Regions from separate parts of the Mus musculus genome. Here all the other regions are linked to region 1. A link is a loop called in an ENCODE intact Hi-C map of the cell type or tissue named here. Cell type or tissue: left cerebral cortex. All regions are shown on one strand.

Evidence for each region. Hi-C counts contacts between places; a loop is a spot of excess contacts. Peaks named below come from ENCODE experiments on the same cell type or tissue, not always from the same donor. Only the 100,000 strongest peaks of a DNase experiment are listed, where the experiment ranks them.
Region 2: a loop joins it to region 1, with 2.1 times the contacts of the local background. A loop is called at or near these places in 8 of 42 quality-filtered maps.
Region 3: it touches region 1 in a loop (3-fold over the local background); 9 of 42 quality-filtered maps call a loop at or near these places.
Region 4: a loop joins it to region 1, with 3.0 times the contacts of the local background. A loop is called at or near these places in 15 of 42 quality-filtered maps.
Region 5: it touches region 1 in a loop (2.7-fold over the local background); 12 of 42 quality-filtered maps call a loop at or near these places.

What each region holds. Positions count from the first base shown.
Region 1 is chr5:122,724,020-122,729,019 of GRCm38, reverse strand. P2rx4 (purinergic receptor P2X, ligand-gated ion channel 4) reads right to left here. Exons shown (of 12, transcript NM_011026.3): 6 at 4,346-4,426; 7 at 3,889-4,030; 8 at 3,654-3,790; 9 at 1,729-1,822; 10 at 1,556-1,621; 11 at 1,180-1,275; 12 at 1-733. The coding sequence ends at 707. It also overlaps a transcript of Camkk2 not described here. Among named protein-coding and RNA genes, the nearest start is that of P2rx4, 19 kb to the right of the region's middle. In left cerebral cortex, CTCF peaks have their summits at 2,829 (motif pointing right) and 3,791; DNase peaks (open chromatin) are centred at 1,646, 2,842 and 3,799.
Region 2 is chr5:122,647,367-122,652,366 of GRCm38, reverse strand. All of the region lies in intron 1 of P2rx7 (purinergic receptor P2X, ligand-gated ion channel, 7), which reads right to left. Among named protein-coding and RNA genes, the nearest start is that of P2rx7, 5.9 kb to the right of the region's middle. In left cerebral cortex, no CTCF peak of the experiment used is centred here; DNase peaks (open chromatin) are centred at 1,977, 2,867 and 4,972; H3K27ac peaks cover 1,998 bases.
Region 3 is chr5:122,419,606-122,424,605 of GRCm38, reverse strand. It overlaps Anapc7 (anaphase promoting complex subunit 7), which reads right to left and starts at 2,162. Exons shown (of 11, transcript NM_019805.4): 1 at 1,928-2,162. The coding sequence starts at 2,028. In left cerebral cortex, CTCF peaks have their summits at 2,428 (motif pointing left) and 3,039 (motif pointing left); DNase peaks (open chromatin) are centred at 2,210 and 2,394; H3K4me3 peaks cover 1,869 bases; H3K27ac peaks cover 1,333 bases.
Region 4 is chr5:122,399,270-122,404,269 of GRCm38, reverse strand. Arpc3 (actin related protein 2/3 complex, subunit 3) reads right to left here. Exons shown (of 7, transcript NM_019824.4): 3 at 2,547-2,623; 4 at 843-911; 5 at 20-146. Among named protein-coding and RNA genes, the nearest start is that of Gm32853, 8.5 kb to the right of the region's middle. In left cerebral cortex, a CTCF peak has its summit at 2,805 (motif pointing left); DNase peaks (open chromatin) are centred at 1,201, 2,794 and 3,459; H3K27ac peaks cover 1,857 bases.
Region 5 is chr5:122,640,849-122,645,848 of GRCm38, reverse strand. P2rx7 (purinergic receptor P2X, ligand-gated ion channel, 7) reads right to left here and starts at 1,922. Exons shown (of 13, transcript NM_011027.4): 1 at 1,651-1,922. The coding sequence starts at 1,775. In left cerebral cortex, no CTCF peak of the experiment used is centred here; DNase peaks (open chromatin) are centred at 1,614 and 1,924; H3K4me3 peaks cover 1,055 bases; H3K27ac peaks cover 1,017 bases.

The sequences.
Region 1 (5,000 bases):
GTTTGGTCCTAGGTCATTTCAACACAGCCCTTATGAAAGGAAAAGCTAACCCTGCCTTTGTTCCGAGGACAACTTCTCTGGTCATAGGGAAGAGGAATAGTATCCCAGGCCTCCTGACGGCACCTGGGGGAGCCTCCTTCCTTATAAAGTGCTTGGACAGAGCTGCTGTGCCTCCAAGGACTGGGCCTGTCCGTAAGCCACAGCCGTGTCTCTGCTCCCATATTCCCCTTACCTCAGTACACTCACATTGTATAAGCAACAGGTGACCCAGCCAACAGCACACCAGAAATCCATTGTGTGTAGTGTGCAAATGACCCCCCCCCCATATGCACAATGAGATTAATAGGGTTTCTTGGATGTCTTGGAGTTTGAGGCCAGCCTGAGATGTGTACAATGAACCTGTAAAATGTAAAAATGCCGGAACTCCCGTGGGAAGTGGGTGCTGTTATGGACGTGTGGGATTCCAGCACCCCTGGAGGTTGAAGCAGGAGGATCTTGAATCTGAAGCCCATCTGAGCTGCAGAGCAGGACCCGGGCTCAAAACCCACAAAAAAACAATACAAGACGTGCTCGGGCAACCCTGAGTATTTGTGGAGTGGAGACCGAGTGAGACTCTGGAACCGTCTCTAGAGTGACAGACGCAGCAGCCAAGTCTCCCATATTTCTGCATCACAGGCTGAGTGGGATTGAAATGTAGGGTTAGGCATCACTGGTCCGTCTCTCCGGAAAGACCCTGCGAAGAGGGGTAAACGAGTGACTACCCAGCCCGTGTTGCCACCAGATCCCCAACCACCTACGGCAGGCAGCGGCTTGGTGCCTCTCCTGAGGGCTTGTGGGGAGATCTTAGCAACAGAGAGGTCTCCAGTTAGTTCTAGAGAGTCTCACAGTAAGGTACAAAACCCTCGTTCTGAGGATGAATGAAAGTACCATGTGGATGGAGATCCATTGTCACAGTCAAGGTGTGACAGTGATAAATAGAAGGTAAGACACAGCTGGGTTTTAAAGAGGGAGTCTATCTGAAGAGAGGAAAAGCCATGCTACTACAGGTGTAACTGCTGGGGTGATCAGCTGACCCGTGCCAGCCTCGGTAGAAGGGCCTTTGCTCGGTGCTCTCCGTGGGGACAAGGGACAAAGGCAAGACGCTCACACTTCGTGCCTGCGCTGGGTACAGGTGCTTACCTGCTCGTAGTCTTCCACATACTTATATTTCTTGTCCCGGTAGTAGTATCTCTTCTTCATACAGTAGAGGACTATGACGTCACACAGCACGGTCGCCTGATTTAGCACAGAATAAACCAGGATGCTTTATAAGACCCCCTTCCTCTGAGATCTAACCTACCAAGGAGGAATGGCATCTCCGTTTCTCTGCATCAGACTGGACTGAGACCAACCGGCTTGGTCTCAGAGGTGGGATTTCTAGGGAATCTTTCTCCTCACCCCAAACGGCATCCAGTCTAGAGTCAAGTCTGAGGTTTAGGGGAAGGCCAGCGCTTGCTCACTAAGCTGCTGACGAGTAAGAAAGGTCCAGACAAGGAAACCGCTCTAAAACACTCACCACCCCTAGGAGCGCCAAGCCAGAGCCAACATTGATCATGGTTGGGATGATGTCAAACTTGCCAGCCTGGCGGAAGACAGGAGGAGAACCAAAGTGTTCTAATGGGGGTGATGACAGAAAATAGGACAGTGGGAGGCTTTCTCTCTCCAAGCAGGGTTCAGAGGAGGGCCTACCTTTCCAAACACGATGATGTCAAAGCGGATGCCATATGCCTTGGTGAGTGTGCGTTGCTCATTGCCAGCAAGGTCCCTGTAGTACTTGGCAAACCTGGAGGAAAAGAGGGTAGGGTGGAGAATAAGTGCAGATCTTGGGGTCCCAGGCAGGGACTGTTAGCGCAGGACCCAAGTCCCTGAGCACAACTTGTCTTGGTTAACGAGTTGCTCCAGTGGCTTCGCAGACACCAAGCACCCTCCCCCCCCCAGGTCAGCCTCCTAGTTAATGTGAGGCAATGTAGCAGGAGGAGCCAGGACCCCTCCCGGAGGAGCAGAGGGACTCCTCTGCCACCAGCATCCTACCCCAGGATGGGAGCCCTTTTGCTCTGAACGGCCTTCCTGATGATACAGCTGGGTCATATCATCATCCCCTGCCTCTCTCCAGGGGACCCTGTGCACTAACAGAACTTGTCAGCCAGTGGGGATCTACAAGACTGCATGGAAGGATGGGGACTGAGCCAGCCCCGGGGCTCACAGCCCGGCTGGAGCTTGGCTCCAGGTGGGATACACCACGCCTCTGGGCTCCCCCCCTGGCTACCACCTGCCATTTTAGTCTCATTGGCTGGATTGAGATACACAATTGAGATAAGACACCAACTCAGCTCACCCTCCAGGCTACAGAATGCAAACCAGGGAAGTCTGTAATCCCAGCTGTCCCGGGAAACTAAAAGGTCAATTAGTTCCTAAATATGCAATATGGAGATTCTCCGAAGAAACCTTGCCCCTATCACCGCTCTGCCCGGCCCCAGCCTTAGTTAGCTTTCTATCAGAATCTCAAGTCTGGGATTTATCTGTGCCACAGCTTCTATGCTATTGGTCCAGGCTTGGGACCCTCAGGTGAGACTGGTGCTGGCTACGGTCTGGGTGTGTGTGAGATCCGTCAACTTCTCAGTTCTAGGATTCCAAGCTTTAGGTCTCCACCGTGGCCCCTAAGAACCCTGAGACAGAGACAGAACCATACAAATCTGACCCCACCCTGGTGTGGGGGTTGGGGGGAGTTCGAATAGCTGCCCTAGTCTCAAGAAAGCCTTCTTACTACCCCACGCAAATTTGATACCACAAGCTACCACTAGAGGGAGTCAAGGGCAACTTTGAAAACTGACCTAGCAAATAAATGCTCGTTAACTGTACACAGGATTTGGCTGCTTTTGAAAAATGGCAATGGTGTTCCCAGGCCTCGCTCACATTCCCAGGTGTCCTGGATTTAATAGTGTCCCTTCTCAAATTCATCTCCACCTGCAAAGGTGATCTTATTTTGCAGATGTAATTAGTTAAAGAGAGGTCATGCCAGATTAAGGTTAACCCTAAATCTAATGTTCTTGAAGAGAAGATCGAACCAACCCGGTCTACACAGCAAGTTCCTAGCCGTCCATAAATAGAAGAGAGAAGGTGGGTGTGGCGGGTGCACACCTCTAATCCCAGCACTTGGGGTGATGGTGGGGGTTCAGGAGTTTACGGCATCAGACCGCAGAGTTCACAGCAACATAATCCTACAGACTTCTGGTTTCAGAACTATCGAAGAATAAAATTCTGTTGTTTCGAGCTGTTCGGTGTCATCTGTTACTAGAGCCCGGGGAAACAGATACAGCAGCATCTTCAGCTGGCTAGTTTCAGTGCAGCCTCTTTTTTTTTTTTTTTTTTTTTTTTTTTTCTTTTCGAGACAGGGCTTCTCTGTATAGCCCTGGTTGCCCCGGAACTCACTTTGTAGACCAGGCTGGCCTCGAACCTAGAAATCCGCCTGCTTCTGCCTCCCAAGTGCTGGGATTAAAGGCGTGTGCCACCACCGCCCGGCTCAGTGCAGCCTCTTATATTTTAGTGAGACAGGTCTCAGGATGTGCCCTGGGCTTGAACCACATGTACGCATCCTCCCAACGCGTGAGCGGTACCTGAAATTGTAGCCAGGAGACACGTTGTGTTCTAAGTCCCGAGTGTCGAGGCGCCGGAAGGAATATCTGGGCAGGCAGTGGGAGGCAGCTCTGTCAAGGTTGCAGTCCCACTTGATCTGGATACCCATGATGCCTCCCTGTGGGGAAAGCAGGGGAGGCTTTCGGAACTCAAGCTCACGCTGGGGCCGGGATCCTGGGGCAGGTAAGATGCGAGGAAAACCATGCTGGCACCTACCTCCACTGCCATCTCCTGAAAGCTGTGGCCCGCATCCGCCACGATTTGGCCAAGACGGAATATGGGGCAGAAGGGATCCGTCCGCGCATTATAAATGCACGACTTGAGGTAGGAGGTGGTAATGTTGGGGAGGATATTCCTCCTGAAGTAGGGGAGGAAGCAGAGAGTCTGAGCAAGGGCAGCTTCGGGGAGAGCCAGAAGTTCTTTTTTATAAATCTTTTTTTTTTTTTTAATTTTATTTATTTATTATATGTAAGTACACTGTAGCTGTCTTCAGACACCAGAAGTGGGCACCAGATCTCGTTATGGATGGTTATGAGCCACCATGTGGTTGCTGGGATTTGAACTCAGGACCTTCGGAAGAGCAGTCAGTGCTCTTAACCGTTGAGCCATCTCTCAGCCCCCAGAAGTTCTTTTTAAGAGGCGCGTGAATGCCTATTGCCCGGCCCCCACTTACTTGCTGAAATTAAACTTGGGGTACCAGATGTTGTTCTTTACCAAGAGGGTGAAGTTTTCTGCAGCCTTTAAAAAAGCTGGCCTGGAAAAGGAATTGTACAGGTTATTACACACATGCGCATTGCGGTCGGTGCCACCTTTCCGACAGTTTACAGCGCCACTCTCGCAAGGAGAATGGGAACATCTGGCATTTTCTATCCTCTTTTGTGTCACACTAGGGTCACCAGGCCTTCCGGATCCTTCCTCTGAAGAGGCAGAACTTCCTGCCCAAAGCATTCAATGAAAGGGATGCTGGCTGTGGCCACCATGATTGCCTAGCATCTGCTGGCCTCCAGTTTGCCTTTAAGGCGTTCATGGGTTATGGATGCTCCTTGGATCTGGTTTTATAAGTCAAAACACAGAGGAGTTCGCCAGCAGGGACATTCTGACCTTGCTGTAAAGGAAACTATACTGCCAGAAAGCTCTAAGAGGTGCCACACCAGCCTGCGGCTGACAATACAAGGTGAGTCTGTCCCCAAGGGGACTCGTTTCTTGGGTGAATTTTTTTTTTCTGTAAGAATTCAGAAATGTGGGTCTGGAGAGATGGCTCAGCAGTTAAGAGCACTGACTGCTTTTCCAAAGGTTCTGAGTTCAAATCCCAACAACTGCATGGTGGC
Region 2 (5,000 bases), 77 kb after region 1:
CTCCTGGTCCACACCGGGACACCCTTCAAATTCACAAAGCCCCTCCTAGCTCTGCCTCTTGAGTGCTGGGATTAAAGGCATGTGCCACCACACCCTCCATTTATAAGAAATGCACAGAATCAATAAATCTATACAGAAGGAAAATGGATAGTTGCCAGGAGAGGAGAAATGGAGAGGGGCCGTTAATGGGTATATTACTTCCTTTTAAGATGACAGAAATACATTGGTAGACAAAGGCATTATTACAGGATATCGTGTACCTCTTAAATGACACTGGTGACATTAAATGACATTTTTACATTAAAATAGTCCTTCATTCCTCCCCCTTTTAGGTGGTCAGTTTTATGCTATATGAATTTCACCTCCATAGGTGAGATGAATATCACACATAGGCAGATGCCTATAGAAATATCAAAACAAAGGAACAGAGATCTAAGTCAGGATGATGCTCATGGAGGAAAAACAGTGAAATGGGGCAAAGGATAAGTTTACAGGGAGCAGAGCTGGATCATCAGACTCTGTTTCTTAAGTCGCACAGAAGCACATTGATATCACATTATCCACAGTATATTCTAGTGTTTCTGCAGGAGGGATTAAAGAAGGAACACATTGGTCTAGTGAGGTGGTTTCCATGCATAAAATCACTTGCTGACAAGATTGACAATCCGGGTTCAATCCCCAGGACCCACCCGATGACCGAAGGCAAGAACTGACTTCTGAACATTATTCCCTGACTTCCACATGGACACCAGGGCACATGAGCACGTGACTGCGCACAAAATGTAGACAGTTTAAAAAAAAAGATGTTAGAGCTAGAAATCCAGATTTGGGACCCACTCAGCATGTCTGATGCAGAGTGCAATAGAACACATGTAGACAAATCCAATTACGAGTGCTCTGTCTCACCCTGGCCTCAAATCACATAGAAATACTTGGGATTTTCTTTCAAGCTATACCTTGCAACTTCATCCCAGAGCAACTGGTGCTCTACCTCAGTCTGATGTATCATCCCCATTCTAGAATTATGCAACACATGATAATCTCCAATTGAATCCAACTTTTTTGAACTAGTAAAGGCTTTGGAAATGTAATAGACCTTTGTATCATAATGAACACGAAAATTCTACTAACATATTCCAGAAATGAATCAAAGGAGGGACGAGGCAAAGAGAGACTGCAGCGTCTTGCCCTTTAAAAAGAGTAGTCTAATGTTCAATTCAATCACCAACTCTTTTTTGTTGTTGTTGTTTTGTTTTTTGTTTTGTTTTTCGAGCCAGGGTTTCTCTGTGTAGCCCTGGCTGTCCTGGAACTCACTCTGTATCTGTAGACCAGGCTGGCCTCGAACTCAGAAATCCACCTGCCTCTGCCTCCCAAGTGCTGGGATTAAAAGCGTGTGCCACCACGCCCAGGCCCCAGTCACCAACTCTTGATTTCATGGAATGATTCAAGAGAAGCTAGGCCTCTTCTCTGGGCCATGGGTTCAGTCCATGAATGGGAGTGTGTGTGTGTGATAATTCTCTAGTCTGTAATCCCAGTGACTCTTAGCTCTAAGAAACAGATGGTCAGTGCTTTCGGGTGCATGCAAAGCCACCAGTCCCTGGAGCAAACACAGTATCAAGGGGCTGGAATCTAGCTGAACCTGGTAGGATGGGCGAGATTTAGAGGAACTGGAGAACCTGGCAGGCAGAAGAGATCAGACACAGAAGAAGCTAGGGTCACCCAGAGACCCTGGCCAAAGTAGGGGTAGCCTGGAGGAGCAGGGATGCAGTGGAGGTAGAGAAAGAGGTTGGGCCAGGGAGCCCTGGGACTGGCTCTGTCTGGACTCACCAGATATAGACGCAGATGGCCCCTAGGAAGGTGTTCTTCAGCGTCCCGATCCATATGCTATGGATTTCAAGGACTTTCCCGGATTTATGGCTGCATAAGTGGCTCACGGGCAGCATGGTGAGAAGGTTCTCAGAGCACCACCAGGGGAGGAAGTGACTCGAAGCAAAGTCTGCCTATTTCTTTTAAAGGAACCCCAGAGTTCTGAGCAAAGATAACTCTAAAGCAAAAGCTCTGAGAGAGACCTCCCTCTTCAAAGAGCTGGGGCCTCGCTTCAGGCTTTGCTTCCTGTACTCACACCCTCACTCATGGGGCCGGGCAGCATCTGTAGGAGCATCTTCTTCCCAGGTCAACGGCATACACATTTACACATTTGTGGCTCAGTTCCTTGGGCCAGACTACAGAAGGCTACATTGTTTCATGCAGTGAACATCAGCAAAGCAACAGTGTTGCACACTGCCTTTCACAAGTCAGTCTCTTCGCCCCCTGTGTGATAGCACCCTTGGCTGTCCTGGACTGGCTTTGTAGACCATGCTGGCCTCACAGATATCCTCCTGTCTCTGCCTCCCGAGTGCTAAGATTAAAGGCACGTGCCTCCACCCCTGACCACAAGGGTCATGGCAGCTCCGTCTACATGGACATGACTGAGATGAAGGGTTCCAGACAGCACCTTGGGTATCAGTCTGGAGATGAGGACAGATGACACAACTGTGAGAGCCCTCTGAAGGAGTAGAGTGCAGGATGGACCTGTCACCTGTCAAGGGTGATTACCAAAGGAAGAGGACCAGGCAAGCTCCCTCCCCCCCCATGGTTGCTGGCTGGTCCCCGTGAAGATGACCATGGTGATGGTGGTGATTTTTCATTGATCTGTCTCCCTCTTTTCCTCTTCTGCATTTAAATATAATATTCCCATCTTAAAAATAAACCTTCCCCCCCCACCCCACCCCCCGCCCTCCATTCTTCTCTGCTGCCGTAATGCAGGACCTGACTCCTCCTATGGTGCCTAGTCTTTTGAAAGAGTGAGTCACCGCATCCATTTCCGCACTTCCATTCACTCCTCCACCCACTCCAGTCTGGCTCCCACCCCCACCTCACCGCTTCTCCAGAGCCTCCCTCGCCAACCCGTGCTCTCTCCCTTCCCTCCCGGGGCCAGCAGGCCTGCTGCAGATGCCCTGACTGACACCAGTGACTTCCTTCTTCTTTCTTTCTTTCTTTCTTTCTTTCTTTCTTCTTCTTCTTCTTCTTCTTCTTCTTCTTCTTCTTCTTCTTCTTCTTCTTCTTCTTCTTCTTCTTCTTCTTCTTCTTCTTCTTCTTCTCCTTCTCCTTCTCCTTCTCCTTCTCCTTCTCCTTCTCCTTCTTTTTCTAACCACAGCCTCAAGGAGTCTACATTCTTCCGACCTCCTTGGATCTCCCTGACGTCTGTCTCAGAATGCTTTGGGAAGTTCTGCATCTCCCTGCTCCTTGAATGTTAGTGCCACTCAGGGCTCTCTCTCTCTTCAAAGCTTCTTGCTTTCATCTAGTTACCTCTCTTGCTGGTCCATTGACGATGTCCATGGCTTCAATGACTATCTATAGGTTGGTGGTATCCACTTGGGTGGTGGTGGAGGCAGGGGCAGAGGCAGAGGGTAGATGTTCAAGGCTAGGTACAGCTATGTATGGCGCTACTTAAAGCCCCGTCTCAGCAAACCGAGATCAAAGAAAGTCCACTACTTCATCTTCCTCACGTTATTCAACTCCACCTGTCCTCTGTCACTGTCACCTCCTCAGGCCAGGCCACCATCAGTTCACAACCAGGTGATCCAATACAGTTTAGTCTCCCTCCAGGTCTTGGTCCTGTCCCCTCCAGTCTCCAGGGTGAGCGTGAACTCTGGATGAAGTCTGGATGAGCTTAGTGACTGTGAAAGTTCGATTTTGGCTCGGCCGCCGACTGGCTATGTGACTCTGGCCACCGAGGAGATTTGTAAATCTTGTTAAAAAAGACAGTTCATCATGTGATCTATCATGTGATCAAAGGCTGGATTCACTTAGGCACTGCATAGTCAGAATAAAGGTCTCTGTGGACCACTGCCCAGCGGGAACCCACAAAACCAACAATGTGAGACCCGGACACCAGTACCTCAGCTGCAGCTGCCTTCTGAATAGGCTGGATCCTCCCAGTCACCCATCCTGTAGCAGGAGCCCAAGGATTGCCGATCCTCACTCATCTCTGGAACCAAGCAGTGGTACCTTATCAGGGAGTGCCGTCTAGACGACACATGGCTGAGGACGTGTGACTGAGGACATGTGACTGAGGACGTGTGACTGAGGACGTGCGACTGAGGACATGTGACTGAGTCATGTGACTGAGGACATGTGACTGAGGACGTGTGACTTAGGACATGTGACTGAGGACATGTGACTGAGGACATGTGACTGAGTCATGTGACTGAGGACGTGTGACTGAGGACGTGTGACTGAGGACGTGTGATTGAGGACATGTGACTGAGTCATGTGACTGAGGACGTGTGACTGAGGACATGTGACTGAGGACATGTGACTGAGTCATGTGACTGAGGACATGTGACTGAGGACGTGTGACTGAGGACGTGTGATTGAGGACATGTGACTGAGTCATGTGACTGAGGACGTGTGACTGAGGACATGTGACTGAGGACATGTGACTGAGTCATGTGACTGAGGACATGTGACTGAGGACGTGTGACTGAGGACGTGTGACTGAGGACATGCAACTGAGGACATGAGACTGAGGACTTTGAGATTTAAGTTCACCTTAGGTAACCTGGGTGAGTCTCAAATGCTCAGTGTCCCTGTGAAAGAGACGTGTGTGTGTGTGTGTGTGTGTGTGTGTGTGTGTGTGTGTGGCCTGACAGGCAGAAAAGGAGACATGATGGAAACATAGTGGCTAGAAGACAGGAAGAGGTCGCCTTCCTCTTGATGTTTCCCAGGGCCCTCAATATAAAGCTCAGTTCTGTCTGCAGCCTGGGCCCTGCTGGTTTCTCCAGCCCCCCGGGGCCTCCCCTCTGAGACACTGTAACACCAGCCTGATGCTGCTAATCCCTGGCCCAGTGCTGTGTCAACAGCCAGGGAGGCTGAGCTGGCACGGACTCCAGAAGCCCTGTGGGTATGCAGCAGTCTATTCAGGAGTGGTGCGGTGGAGCCGAGGAGCCAGCTGTCCC
Region 3 (5,000 bases), 300 kb after region 1:
AGAGCGATATCTTAGGTAACTGTAAAGGCTAGATCCAGCTGCAAGGCATTTTAGGTAAGAATTCTACCACTGAACTATGTTATCAGTCTTATTTTGTTTTTGGACAGTGTGTACACTGTCTCTTCAACAAATATCAAAACATAAAGGATGAAGGTCAGAACTTATCTGCTTCCTGTAGCTAAGAACTTGCCAATCTAACCTAACGTGGAAAAGCATGGGTTAGCCCAATTCAGTCTAACTAGAGGAGGACGCTCTATAGCGTTCAAACAGTGCTAGAACGTTGTCCCGACCCAAGAGTAAAGATTAGGGCATTATCCCCAACACAGGAAACCATTTGCTATGAAGCACCACTAAGATTCTGGGGAAAAGTCCTCAACATCAACACAGAAGGCTGACAGAGACCAGTGTCCCTCGTGTCACACTAAGAAGCTGGTGACCGGGCTGGTGAGATGGCTCAGTGGGTAAGAGCACCCGACTGCTCTTCCGAAGGTCCGAAGTTCAAATCCCAGCAACCACATGGTGGCTCACAACCACCCGTAATGAGATCTGATGCCCTCTTCTGGAGTGTCTGAAGACAGTTACAGTGTACTTACATATAATAAATAAAAATAAATAAATAAATAAAATCTTTAAAAAAAAAAAAAAAAAGAAGCTGGTGACCAAATGATGTGTGTGCCTAGTCGGTCCAAAGCACACTAATGAATTGGAGTGGGGGGTAGTGACTGAATTACAGGCCCCTCACAGCCCTTTGGCTGTCTCACTAGACTAGCCTCAGCCACGCCAAATGCAAATGTCTGCACGGAGTAGAAGGCTACTGTAATGTTCTTTGGAAGCACTAGACAGTGGTGGACTGAAATACAAACTATCTCCAATCATAGACAGATCCACTCGCTCCTCTATGTTCTCCAGGGTGTGATCTTGGTCGACCTACTGGACCTCCCTGTAATAAACACATTTCCTTAGCATTTTTTTTTGTTTTGTTTTGTTTTGAGACAAGGTTTCTCTGTGTAGCCCTGGCTGTCCTGGAACTCACTCTGTACACCAGGCTGGCCTCGAACTCAGAAATCCGCCTGCCTCTGCCTCCCAAGTGCTGGGACTAAAGGCATGCGCCACCACTGCCCGGCTCAGGCAGCGGTTCTAAAGTGAAGCCACCGGTGCCAATGCTTGCTCTGAGAGCGCTCGGGCAGGAGGAGAAATTAGAGAAAAGGAATGACTAGGTTGACTTGCGGAGCCACGTCGAAGAGTGAGCAATGATGGGGAAATTTTTAAGCAAGGCCCTTACAGGCAATTCAAGCCTACAACTGTCCCGGGCTTCCTTTGAGACGCAGTAAACCCGGCTAGATAGAACTGTCACTCCATCGGTAGTGTTTTGCCTAGCACGCCTGAAATCCCTGGTTCGATCCCCAAGGTCCACACGCACACTGAGAGCATGGTGGGGGTGTAAAACACCAGTTAACCCCCCCCCCCCAGCTTCTGGGAGGCGTAGGCAGGAGGGTAAGAAGGTCAAGGTCTTCCTTGACTACACACACACACACACACAGCCTGGGGCAGGCTAGCCTGGGCTACAGGAGACCCCTGTTTGTAAACACAACCACACAAAACCAGTCACTCCCCGGCGGCAATGTCGGGCCTTACATTAGACTGCCAGGGTTCCTTTTAAATTAAAAAAAGGCGCCACCGCGCCCGCCACCGATGCTCTCAGTCTCGGAAAGTGGGGTCCCCTCCCTCCGCTGGGGTGGCACCCCCACGGCTGACACTCGGTGGACTGGGTCCCCGGGACTCAGGGGACTTCGTCGTTCTGGAAGGAGCCAGAACTCCGAGGCCACCGAGGCCGGATCCCGCGCAGCCCTCCGCGGGACCACACCGTCCCCCCGCCACCGCCAACCCCGGCTCCCGGGACCGCCACCTCCCCGCCTCTCCAACTCACGGGTTGTTGTTACTCATGGTGAGCAGCAGGCTGCTGAGGAGCCGCACGTTGGAGTGCAGTCCCGCAGCCGCCATGTCCCGCACGTGGTCTATCACACTCATCCTGCCCGGCAACACCGTGGCCCCCGGCGACACCGCGGCACCGGCAGCGGCGGACAGAACTCCCGGGAACCGAGAGCAGAGGCTCGGGGAAAGTTCCAAAATGGAGACGGCGCCGGGGTCCTTCCGGTCCAGACGCGGCTCCGCCCCCCGAAGATGGAGGTAGCCACGGACGTGCCTGAGTAAAAAGAAGCAGCGGCGAAAGGGTTTTCTCCATCATCATCATCTTCAAAGCCATCCCAGTAGGAATCGTAGTTTTGCTGCGCTAAAGACAGCCTGAGAGGAATGGATGCCTCGCGGAGGCTAGTAACAATGCACAGGAGTTCATCCTAAACACAGCGGAGGCGGAAAACGGACAGTTAAAAATTGAATTTTCGAATCAGGCGCGCAAGGGCTGGCTTTCTCCAACTACGGGAGCGTCCTAGGCGAAGGTGGCACGCCCCCCTCTCCTGGCGACTCTTGTCCCTGTCACTGGGAATAGATTCCTTGGTGCAAGGCATGGCTTGCCCGTCCAAGTGACCCGCTAGATCCAAGTGCGAAGAAAAGATAGTTACAGGGATGAGCTGGATCTCTGATCGCCCCACTGTCAACATCTCAAGCCTTTACGAACTCGTTACTGCATTGCATATTCACAAATCGCAATGCTGAAGCCATTTCCATAGAGGGAGAGAGCCGCCTCAGAAATTAAAACTGCATGCTCTTGCAGGGGAATTCGGTTCCTAGCACCTACCTGGTGGCTCACAACAGTCTGAAAGGCCAGCTCCAGGGCATCCGACTCCTTCCTCTGGCGTCTATGGGCACATACATGCATGTGGTGCACAGACATACACACTCAGGCATGCAGATACTCATAAAAATACATTGAAACAAACAAACAAACAAACAACAACAACTTGGATCTGGAGAGATGGCTCAGTGGTTAAGAGCACCGACTGCTATACCAGAGATCCTGAGTTCAATTCTCAGCAACCGCATGGTTGCTCAAAACCACATTTAATGGGATCTGATGCCCTCTTCTGGTGTGTCTGAAGAGAGCAATGGTGTACTCATATTCAATAAATAAATAACAACGTTGGCAGGGGGTGGTTTAATTCTAGCACTTGGGAGTTGGGCCGATCTCTGTGAGTTAAAGATTAGCCTGGTTTATAGGGTGAGTTCCAGGACAGCTAGGGATACGCAGAGAAACCCTGTTTGAAAACGCTTAAAACAAACAAACAAACAAACAAACAAATAAGTACTTTGAATTGTCAGTCCTTCTTTGCCGACAAGGAAACCAAAACTTTCAAATGTTGAAGCTGGGCAGCCTGAGAGTAAAACCACTTATCAGCAAGGCTAGTTTTGTAAATTCAATCCCCTGTGTGGGAGGAGAGACCTGACTCCTTCACGTTGTCCTCTGAGACAGCCGCATGTGCCTCTCACTCGCACAAAATAAATAACTACATGCAATTAAAATGTAAACAACTGAAGCTGTTTGCTTAAATTTGAGATTCAAGGCCATTTTTTAAAAAAGATTTAGTTATTTATTTTATGTATATGAGTATACACTGTAGCTGTCTTCAGACACACCAGAAGATAGCATCAGATACCTTTATAGTTGGTTGTGAGCCACCATGTGGTTGCTGAGAAATGAGTTCCGGACCTTGGAAGAACAGCCAGTGCTCTTAACCACTCAACCATCTCACTAGCCTATGACAAAGACATCTTGACCCCACGTGAGGAGTGGGTGTGGCAGCAGTCCCAAGAAGGTGCCCAGGACTGCAGCTAAGTCTTATGACTTGCACCTGACTTCCTCATACACCTGAAAATAAGCCACAACCTTCATGAGAGCTGCGCAGGTGCACCAGGATACTGGCGAATCCATTTTGGTGGAGACATGCCCCTGCTGCCCTGATTGGCTGAAGCTGCGTGCCTGGTGAGGTGATATGGCCTGCTGTGAGTGGATGGGGACTGAGAGTATATAAGAGTGAGAGGCCCGGGGTTAGAGAGAGAGAGATAAAGTTGGGAGAGAAAAAGATGAAGAGAGAGAGAGGGAGACTGAAGTTTGCTGAATAAACTGCTGTTAGAAGGACTGGTGGTCGTGTCGTTCTTGTTGGTCGAGAGTGGACGTGACAATTGGTGGCCCATTCGGGGAACCGACTCCCCCACCAACGAGTTCAGAACTTTCAGCAGTCAGTGTTTGCCAGCAGGGTAAGTTCACAGTAAGAGAAACTTACTACCCCAGGAGTTTGGGAAGGACCTCGGATAAAATAGAGGCAAATATAAAGTTGCCAGGAAGCAGGCACAAAATAACCCAGGAGTTTTGGGAAGGACCTCGGATAAAATAGAGGCAAATATAAAGTTGCCAGGAAGCAGGCACAAAGTAATGATAAGGTTCCCGGTTTTGGGACAAGTTAAGGTTCCCGGTTTTGGGACAAGTTAAGGCTCCCGTTTTTGGGGACAAGTTAAGGTTCACGGTTTTGGGACAAGTTGCACCAAGCACCATGGGGAATTGAGGTTTGCAGAGGAACAGAGGGTTTTACCAAAAGGGGTTTTGCCAGTCTGGAAGTTAGTGAGAAATTGCATAGAAGATAAAGATGTGACGTAGAACTCCAGAGAGGTAATGAGGGGCTGAATCAGGTGAGAGAGGAGTGCTCTCAATTGGTTTGGGAGAGAGAGTTTGCTTGTGTTTCCCCAGGATCACAACAGCTGTGGGTCCCAGAACGGCTGACCAGAGCAATTCAAAACAAGCAGAGCTATGAGGACGTGGATGTTCCTGTGGCTGGGAATGCTCCCGCTAGTGAGAACTGAAGAGCTATGTTGGGGAATTATGTCTGTGTTCCTGAGGCCCATGCCATTGATGCATTCAAGTGTTTCCTCAATTCTTTACATCTAATGCTTCACTACAATTGCCTTTTTTCTATGCTGCTTCAGCTAAAGGGATTGTTGCGTTTTCAGATGATTCAAAAATATTTCACAGATGAGTGATTGTGTTCAGC
Region 4 (5,000 bases), 320 kb after region 1:
CTTCCAGTCTTGTTCTTACCGTCCTCCTGTTTGCTCGCAGGCTTGGCATAAATGGCGTTGAGAGGAAAGCCAGGCTCTCCGGGGATAGGGAAGTTGGTGATTCCTAGCGTGTACATTTCCTTCTCGCCTTGGCTCTTGGAGTTGCACTAAAATCAAAGGACACCGTTGGTACGTGAGAGTAAGTCTCCAAATACAACCCTTCACTGCACGCAGCTGCCAGGGGTGTACGCGTGGGTGGGTGTTCTGTGAGTGCCCGTCTGCAGTGCCTGAACCTGCAGCCCTCTCAACACTGCTCCCAAGGAATAAGCCCAGAGAAACTACTGCAGTGGAAAGCAGGAGTTCAAATACTAAAAACCAAACTTGCCACATAGGCACACATTTCTCTTCATAAATGCACACAGTAATTTCTTTTATTTTTATTTTTTTGAGACAGAACCTTAGTATGTAGCTTTTGCTGTCCTTGAACTCATGACACAAACTAGGCTGGCCTCGAACTCAGAGATCCACCTGCTCCTGCCTCCTGAGCGCTGGGATTAAAGGTGTGCGCCTCTACCCTACAGTAGGGTCTTACTAGTTAAAGTCTGAAGCAGAGATACATATGGACATCAGAGTCAGCTTTTTGAAACAGCTGAGGCCTTTACACGGGGGAGACTCTAACACGGCTGTCTGCTGCTGTCCACTCTACACCTCCCAGCCCTCTGCCTCCGTGTCAGTCACCTAGGGGTCACATCAGAAGAGATCAGACGTTAGCCTGTCCTCGGGTCTTGGCAGACCCGGGTGGCTGCGAGGGCTAGCCTATCTCTCGCTGTTGTCCTCGTGTGTGAAAAGCCAAGTCTCATTACCTTTTGGAGTTTCTTTAGACACTCAGAAATGTAGAGTGTGATGTAGATCAATGTCCTGTCCGCTTCATTCTACAAGGGGGAAGAAACAACACAATGACCTCATGAGGCGGACCGTTCAGGGCATCTCTGCCTCCATTACGCACTGGCATCCACAGGGTGCCCAGTTTCCCCAAACCCAGCTGTGCAGTTGCCCTGGCCAACAGCCCCTTCCTCATGCTGTGTAGGGTGGAGAATGGAGAGCTGGGCGCTCACTTTAAAAAAAAACTTTTCCCCATGAGTGTCTCTGAGAACAGATACATCCCTTCCTTGGCAGTGGAAGGAGCCACTGCACGTGACAAGTTCTGGGAGAGTTCCACAGGCCCAACATCTCCACTGACTGGAAGAATTGAAGACAGCTGGTGACTACTGATCACATGTCAGTCGCCTGTGCCCAGTTTTACAGTTATAGTCAGATAAAGATTACACGTGTCTCTGCTCTCTGCTTTGTTCTGAGACAGGGTCTCTGCTCCACAGTCCTGGCTGGCCTCTCATTCTTGGACAACCTTCAAGCCTCTGGCTCCTGACAGGCGAACCCTGCATCTAGCCTGTCCCTGTCACAGCTCTCACTGGCACAGCACAGGCTAGCTGTTGGTTACAGACACGGTGCTCAGCACTGGATAGAGTCCACACCTGATGGACTCTGCTATCCCTGAGGGGAGCAGAAGGTGAAGCCACACAGTTTACAGCACAGTCAAGAACATCCTTTGCCCTTCTTTGTGCCTGGCTCACCACAGTAGCTCAGGAAATGTGTGTCTCGTACCATCCATCCCCTTTATAGCCAGGCCCCTGGCCACCCTCCTCACCCTCCTCAGGGAGGGGAAGGAGGGCGAGGTCCCAGGAAGGACCAGGGCACATGGGTCTGGTATGTCATGGGTGCTTAATCAATACTGAATACACACAGATGCGTCTAGACCGGAGCTTGGCAAACCCTGACAAGGCCGGATAATGAGCTGTTTAGGTTTTGTGGCTAATGACCAGTTGTGACTGGTCAGTCACGGTTCAGTGCGAAAACAGACACAGCGAATGCATAAACAAACAGGCACGGCTGTGCTCCAGTGAGGTTTATTTGCAAAAACAGGCAGTGGGTCGTCTGGCATGCACAGCGGTAACAAGTGTAGAACGGAAAGAATCAAAATGCACGAAGGGGTGAGGTGAGGGCTCAGCAGCTCAGAGCGATTGCTTTTTGCAGTGGACCTGGGTTTGTCCCACAACACACGTGGTAGTTTGTAGTCATTTCTAACTTGAGTCATGAGATTTAACTCCTTCTTCTACGCAGACACACACACACACACACACACATTAAATTTTTCTTGTTTGACTTTTTGGTTTTTCAAGACAAGGTTTCTTTGTGTAGCCCTGGCTATCCTGAAACTAACTCTGTAGACCAGGCTGGTCCTGTACTCACATAGATCCACCTGTGTGGATGCCTCCTGAGTGTTGGGATTAAATGTGTGTGCCACCACACCCAGCCTACAATAAATAATCTGAAATAAAGAAAGCAAGATAGCAAGAAAGCAAGAAAGGAAGAGAAACTATAACACAGCACCCTCCTCAGGGTCTCGTCTCAAATCCTACAGTCACCCTCACCATTTAGCCCTCACAGCAACCTGACTTCCAGGTAGAATTTTATCCCCTTCTGAAAACTAAGCATTCCTTGGAAGTTACCTTAATTTCATAGTTCTTGAAGAAGACATTGGCCTTGAAGTAGTAGATGGCTTCATCCACAATGTCCGTGTCTTTGGCTAAGCGGGAGACAAGAGAAGGCAGAGACCATTACCAAAGGCAAACCTCACACCCAGAGGCGGCGAGCACAGGCAACCAAGCCTACCGCACAAGATTGAGACCTGGATAAAGGAAACCAAGGAAGGCGCTGCAGGTGCTCTGCTGGGCTCAGTTCCTGGGGATCTAGCGCCCTCTGCTGGGCTCCCAGGGAACCGTGCAGCACACATTCCGGCAGTGGTGGTACCCACTTTTGTTCCCAGCACTCTGGAGGAAGAGGCAGGTAGATCCATTGGTTGGAGACCACCCTGGTCTACAAGGCGAGTTCCAAGAGTTCAAAGAAAGCCAGAGCTTCACAAAGAAACCCTGTCTTCAAAACCAAAACCAAACCAACTCAAAAAACCCAAGGAAACAAAACCCTTACATGTGTGTCTGTACGTATGCCACATGTGCACAGATACCCACAGAGGTCAGAGGGCACCAGGTCCCTTGGAGCCGGAGTTACAGGTGCTTGTGAGGCCAATGTAGGTCCTCTGGAGGAGCAGGAAGTGCTCTTAACCTCTGAGCCTTCCCTTTAGCCCGAGCACAGTGTAACCAAGTGTTGATATAATTTTATTCGAGCCCACGCACTGTCATCTCAGGAGAAATGCTCAAATTATTTAGGGACATCGGGGACATTTCCTTCTTTTTATGAAAACCATGGCTTAAATCCAGCAGGTTCTAAGTTGCCACTAACTGAGGGAAGCCAGAGCACTCTGTGACAGACGCACATCTCGTTACACAATCTCTTTGGCAGTCTGTCCTCTCTTTTTCATTTTGAAAGGTCAGACTTCCCGGGTTTGACGTGCAGCAGCTGGCTGCATCAGCACCACATGACAGCCTTGGCCTGGGCTACCACTCCCTCACAGCCTCGCTGGTGCTTCTCTGAGGGCCGCGTCAGCGTCAGAACTTTAACTCTACCTTCCTGTCCTTAGCGTCCCGCCCCTAAGGAAAGGAAACTTCTCCAGAGCACCTAAGGGAGACGGCGGAGGAGACCTACACAGAGCTTGGCACACAGAGGCACGCAAAGATACATGCACAGCAGGAAAGGATTTTTCTAGAGCCGAGGCTCGAACCCAGGGCCTCCCACATGCTACAGACAAACCCTATCTCAGACATCTGCTCCAACAGTTCCAGCCCCTCTGGGACGAGGGACAGTCACCCTCACGTGTTCTGTTTCTCCCTGGAGGACTCAGCTTGAAGGTGGCTAGGATGTTCTCCATTCTGAGTTGGCTGTATCTTCTAGAGCAATGTGTTATCTGTAACCGTGTGACAGGGCTCACTGGCCAGCAACTTTTAAGTACTGCAGGTCTCCTCAAGGCTGTCTTTCCCCACCTGCTCCTTCTTCTCAGAAGCAGTGAATGGCCAGATCTACTCAATTTACTTACATTTCAACCAGTGTTGCAAACAAATTCATTTAAGAGGAAGTCAAGTCAAATAACCTGGCAGAAAAAGGAAGGGGAAGGGGAAGGGGACACAGGTGGGAATTGTAACTGTGTGCTTGGAGACCAGGCATGGAACTCGGGCCAGACATTTGCAGGGTCTGGGCTCTGTGTCTGCAACAACAGAAAGGATGACGCCGTTGGCGGAACATCTCAAGACTTGTCAGTGTTAGAAAAAAATCTTCGGGAACAGTGAAAAATTGCCTCAGAAATGGAATGGGGGATCCGGAGTGCGGCTGAGGGTAGAGTGGACACTTCGTCTTGATGGCTACAAACAATAATTAGTAAGGGTGTATAATCCCAAACTTCTCAGACTAGACTGGGAAACCAAGCTGTGAGCACATATCAAAGAAATCACAATTCAGCTTTAATCCCGGCACTCGGGAGGCAGAGGCAGGCAGCTCTGGTGTGGGGCCAGCCTGGTCTACAGTGCGAGTTCCAGGACAGCGAGGACTACACAGAGAAACCCTGTCTAAAACACAAACACCCCCCAACAAAAACTAAAACAAAACAAAAACCCCCCACAAACAAGACCACCAGCTACCAATCAATAAATGGGTGAATGAGCAGACTCTTTTCAAAATAAGAGATACAAATGGCCAGGAACTATTTTTAAAAGTGTTCAACATTCCTGATCTTAGGGATACACAAGTTTATACTGCTCGGAGACACTACCTTACCCGAGTCACAAGGCCAATCAATTATCAGGAGGTGTACCGGTCAGCCAAGGCTAGACAGCAAGACCCTAACTTTAGTCACAGGCTGTAGAGAAGGCTCAGTGGTTAAGGGCACTGACTGCTTTTCAGAGGGCCCGGTTTCAGTTTCCAGCACCTACATTGTGGCTCACAACCATCTGAAACACCAGCTTTAGGAATTCCAATGCCCTCTTTGGCTTCTGTGGACACCAAGCACAAATATG
Region 5 (5,000 bases), 83 kb after region 1:
TCGTGAAGGCAGAAAGATACAACTTCGACCCACAGCACCCACGTAAAAAAACTGAGCATAGCAGCAGGTGCCTGTAAGCCCAACACTGGGGAGGCAGAAACTGTAGGATTCTGGGTGCTTGATGGCCAAGCCAGTCCAGCTGTAAGCTTCAGGTAGCTCACCCCTAGCCTCCACATGCACACAGACCCCCTTACACACCAACAGGCACACACTCAGAGGCCACTCTCACTCTCTGTAAACTACAGCAACACCACACACGTCGTCAAAAGCACCATCCTTATCATCATCAGGGAAACGGGAGCCAAAGCCACAATGAGAGAGCACTTCACACCCACTAGGTTAGTTCCAGTCTGAAAGCCACAGCATCGCCCGTTGGTGAGGATGTGGACAGAGTGGAGACGGATGCTCTAAGGTGAAAAGGTGAAGCTGCCACAGAGGACAGTCTAGCAGTGCCTACCAGGGTGCATGCAGTTGTCACATGACCTAACAAGTCCCCCTCTCCCACCCCAGCCCCAGGTAAACCCAGGAGAGATTAGGACATATGTCCAGGTAACAAAGAGAGAAGCAACCCCAAGTAAATCTGGTGAATGAGTAAGAAGTCTCTAGAGGGCTGTCTACTTATATAGTATTGTACTTACATACAGTGGAGTGTTATCCAGTCATAAATAGTCTACAGCATCAACACACTCGCTCTAACACATACCTGAACACTGAAAACATGCTAAGAGGAAGAGTCAGTCGCAAAGGACCGCATGCCATGTGATTCTATTTATATGAAATATATGTGTGTGTGTATACATACACATATACACATACACATACACATACACATACACATACACATACACATACACACATACATACATACATACATACATACATACATATGTAAATCCACAGGAACAGAAAATGGATTGGTGGGTCCCTGATCTAAGGGACAACCTTTTAGGCTGATAAACAATGTTCTTGTTTGGTTGGTTTTGTTTTTCAAAAAAAGGGTTTCTCTGTGTCGTCCTGGCTGTCCTCGAACTTGCTTTGTAGACAGACAGGCTGGACTCTGCCTCCCCAGTGCTGGGACTAAAGGCATGCACCACCACACTGGGCTGAAAATGTTCTTGATTTTGGTGACCGCTGCACAGCTCGACGAATACATGGAAAGCCATGGACATGAACACTGTAAATCAGTGAAAGTCCGGGGTACACATTTTGTACCTTCATAAGAGGTTTTTAAAGGACCTCCAAGATGCTCTAAAAACGACATTTGCAAACCTGGTTCTATCTCTCCTAAGCAGGAGGATAATTCAGAGCCCACAAGGGAAATCCCCTTATCTCTGTGGGAGCCCAGGGTGTTGGCCTGTGTCTCCCAGGTTCCCCGGGCATGCCCTGCCCTGCTCGCTCATCTTGGCAGGCCTTGGCTGCAGTTGAAAAGGCCAAAGGGAGGCACACAGTCTGCCACCCTCTCTCTCTGCGGCTTCCTCCAGCTACAGCCAAGCACAGCTTCCTCTTACTGTTTCCTCCCAGCGGGCTATGAGAGTGTGTCTCAGATTTAAGGACCCACATAGAATCCAGCCAGTGCACCAGCAGCTGCCTCGTGGGGCTGCCGACGCTGTACAGTGCTGCAGAGATCGGCCCATCCCACGCCCCGCTTACCTAATGTAGGAAAAGACGATCATGTGCAAGACCCACTTGACGGTGCCATAATTCGTGCTCTGGATCCGGGTGACTTTGTTTGTCTCATACTGCAAGACATCGTTCCAGCTGCAGCAAGCCGGCATGGCGACAGGCTCGCTCTGTTCAGGCTGGACTTGGGCTAGACCTACTTCCCAGGCTAGACCACAGCAAACCCTCACCTAGGAGCAGCCAAAGGAAACACACCGATTTCTCAGCAGGAACGGTTAACTTCCAGTTCCTCCAGTGACTGCAGCGGGGGCGGGTCCTGGCAACTGCCCTGAATGTGAGTGGAATAAACAAGAACCAAGTCCTACAGGCCTGGCTGGCAGATGACCCCGCCCCGCTAGCCTCCCCCAGACGCCCGCACAAAGATGGTGTTCAGAAGATGGGCATTTTTAAAATTCCCCCTCCCCACCCCCTTTCCTTGTGCTCTTTTGGAACTCATTTCATTTGAGAGAAAAGGGCAGTCCTTCAAATGTTGTAAGACCCAGTGTGACTCAGACAAGGGCCTAGATGCGACCACTGCCTCAAGCCCCCCCACCCCCACTCAGACCCATCCATTTCTTTTGTTGCCTGTTTGAGACCTGTTCTCAAGCAGCCAGGCTGACCTTAGATTTGTTACTCACTCAAGGCTAGCTATGAACTTCTGATCCTCCTGCCTCCACCTCCCGAGTGCTGGGATTATAGGTGAGCCCCACCGCACCCCACAGAGATTATCCCTTTGTTTTCCGGACAACCCTTTGTTCAGTCCACATGTACAGGTGCACCCGATGACTGAATGGCATCTTTGTCCTCCGCTGCTCCACGGGATACTCTGGTCTGCCAAAGATGGCTGCCAGATCAGATTCATTGTGGGATGGGAAGATTATATCCACGCTTGTCTCACTCTCTCCTCCATCTACACTTCATCCTGCTCGGGACCCGGGAGGTCATCTCATGGTCCAGTCAGTCCTAGACCACCAAGAACAAAGCTGCATCCAGTATCCCTCCTGACCATGGAGACACCTCATGAGAGAGGACCAATGCTATCTCCAAATAGTAGAAGAGGTAGCCTCATTGTAGAATTCTGAGGAAGGTGGAGTTGAGAGGAAATCTTGTTTGGTTGATTTTTTTTTTTTTTTTTTTTTTTTTTTTTTGCTGTGCGGTTTTGTTGTTTTATTCTCTATTTGTTTTGTTTTGAGACAGGGTCTCGTGTAACTCAGACTTCTCTGTAACTTACTGTGAGGCTGAGACTGACCCTTAAGCCTTCATCTTTCCCACACCTCCAGCTCACAAATTCTGGGACTATAGTTGCGAGGGACCACACCAGGGCTGAAACCCTGCTCCGACAGGCTGTAGGAAAGCAGGATGTATAAAGCAGGCCTTTCCCACACGGTTTACACAGTGGATCGGTGGTCCTGGGTGATAAAGACCCGATCGTCCTCAAATGAGGCACCTGCAGAGCCTGGTGTCTGAGGCTCTGTCCTAACGTGGCTATGGCTGCTGCTTCTCTGAGACCTGGAATCTTCCAGGCACAAGTGGGATGTTAGACGTTAGAGAAAGGAAGCAACAGTCACTCAGGCGTTATCCCTCCCTAGGGAGAAAGAACCATCTCCCCGCAAGCATCCCAACCTACTGCTGTCTTGCCTGCTGCATTATGGGCCAGGCAGACTTACATGTTTCCAGCCTAACTTAATTTGTACTTTCTCCTCCTTATGATCTACATCAAGGCCCCTGCCCCTGTTGGCTCCAGTTCAAGGGACTAGAAGGCAGTGATGCTAGATGCGTCTCCCAACCCTCTCTGTTTACTCGGGAGGCCCCGGAGGGGTAAGGGCTTCCCTCTGTAGCCCTCTCTAGCCAGCACACTTTTTTTTTTTGAACATTTATTTATTTATTATATGTAAGTACACTATAGCTGTCCTCAGATACTCCAGAAGAGGGCATCAGATCTCGTTACGGATAGTTGTGAGCCACCATGTGGTTGCTCGGATTTGAACTCGGGACCTTTGGAAAAGCAGACGGCGCTCTTAACCACTGAGCCATCTCGCCAGCCCCTAGCCAGCACACTCTTACCGCTTTCTCTTAACTCTGCCCTGACCTTTGTCGCTACTCTTTCAAAACTCGGAGGAGTACAGTAACCTTCAATAAATGGGACCAGTGAGATGACGAAGGTGCCATCAAGCCTGATGACCTGAGTTCGGTCCCCAGGACCCGAATACTTGGAGAGAACTGACTCCATTAAAACTGTGCACAAATATGCACAGGTGGTCACGCAAGCTACACACACACACACACACACACACCAAAGATGAATGTAACAAATAGTAGGCCAAAGGGCTTCCATTAGAGCAGTAAAGTCTAGTGGGTAGAACTAGAGGGCTAGCTGCCTGATTTCCAAACCTGGCTTCATATTGTAACAACTCCATGGCTTCTGACGGTTCAGTTCCTTCCCTGCATTCATTTCTTCACCACCCCCCCCTCCAGGAGTCTAAGGAGCTAGGGGATATAGCAACGAATGGGCGTACAAGTCCAAAAAATATCCATCCGCTAAAGAACGCATCAACAAAACCGTGGCACATCCGTATGACAGAACAGCAGTACTCAGTCATGCAAAGGAGTGAGGAGCAGGTGCTTACTATAGCGTGGATGAGCCTAGGGAGACGTGAAAGGAGCCAGACACAGAAGGACATCTCATGATCCCATCTCTAGAAATGCCCAGAACAAGCAGATCGGTATATGGCTTCTCTTGCATCCCCTGCTGAGCCTTTCCCATGGATCTTCTATGGTATATCCCTTGGGGCTCTTTCTTTCACTACTATAACAGTCCGTGAAGGCTGTTGTCTTAGTCTGCGTTCCATTGCTGTGGAGAGACACCATGGCCACAGCAACTCTTATAAAGGAAAGCCGTTATTTAATTGGAGATGGCTTATGGGTTTGGAGGCTTAGTCCATTATCATCATGGCGTGCAAGCAGGCATGGTACTGGAGAAGCTCAGAATTCTACATTTGGATCAGTGGGCAGCAGGAAGAGAGAGAGAACGGGGAGGGAGAAAGGGAGACAGACAGACAGACTGACTGACTAGGCCTGCCTTGAGCATTTGAGACCTCAAAGCCCACCCCGACTCCCTAATAGTGCCATGCCCTGGTGACCAAGCATTCAAGTCTGTGGGGGCCGTTCCTATTCAAACCACAGAGAGCTGTTATTAATAAGATTACCCATACTCCTCAGTGGCCAGTTTTACTGGACATATATGTATTCCTTATGTTGCTTGGCCTCTGGGACTCGATCACTAGCACGGCCACTTACTCTCTATTTCTTGGACTAACTCCTCCCCTGACATCTGTGATGCT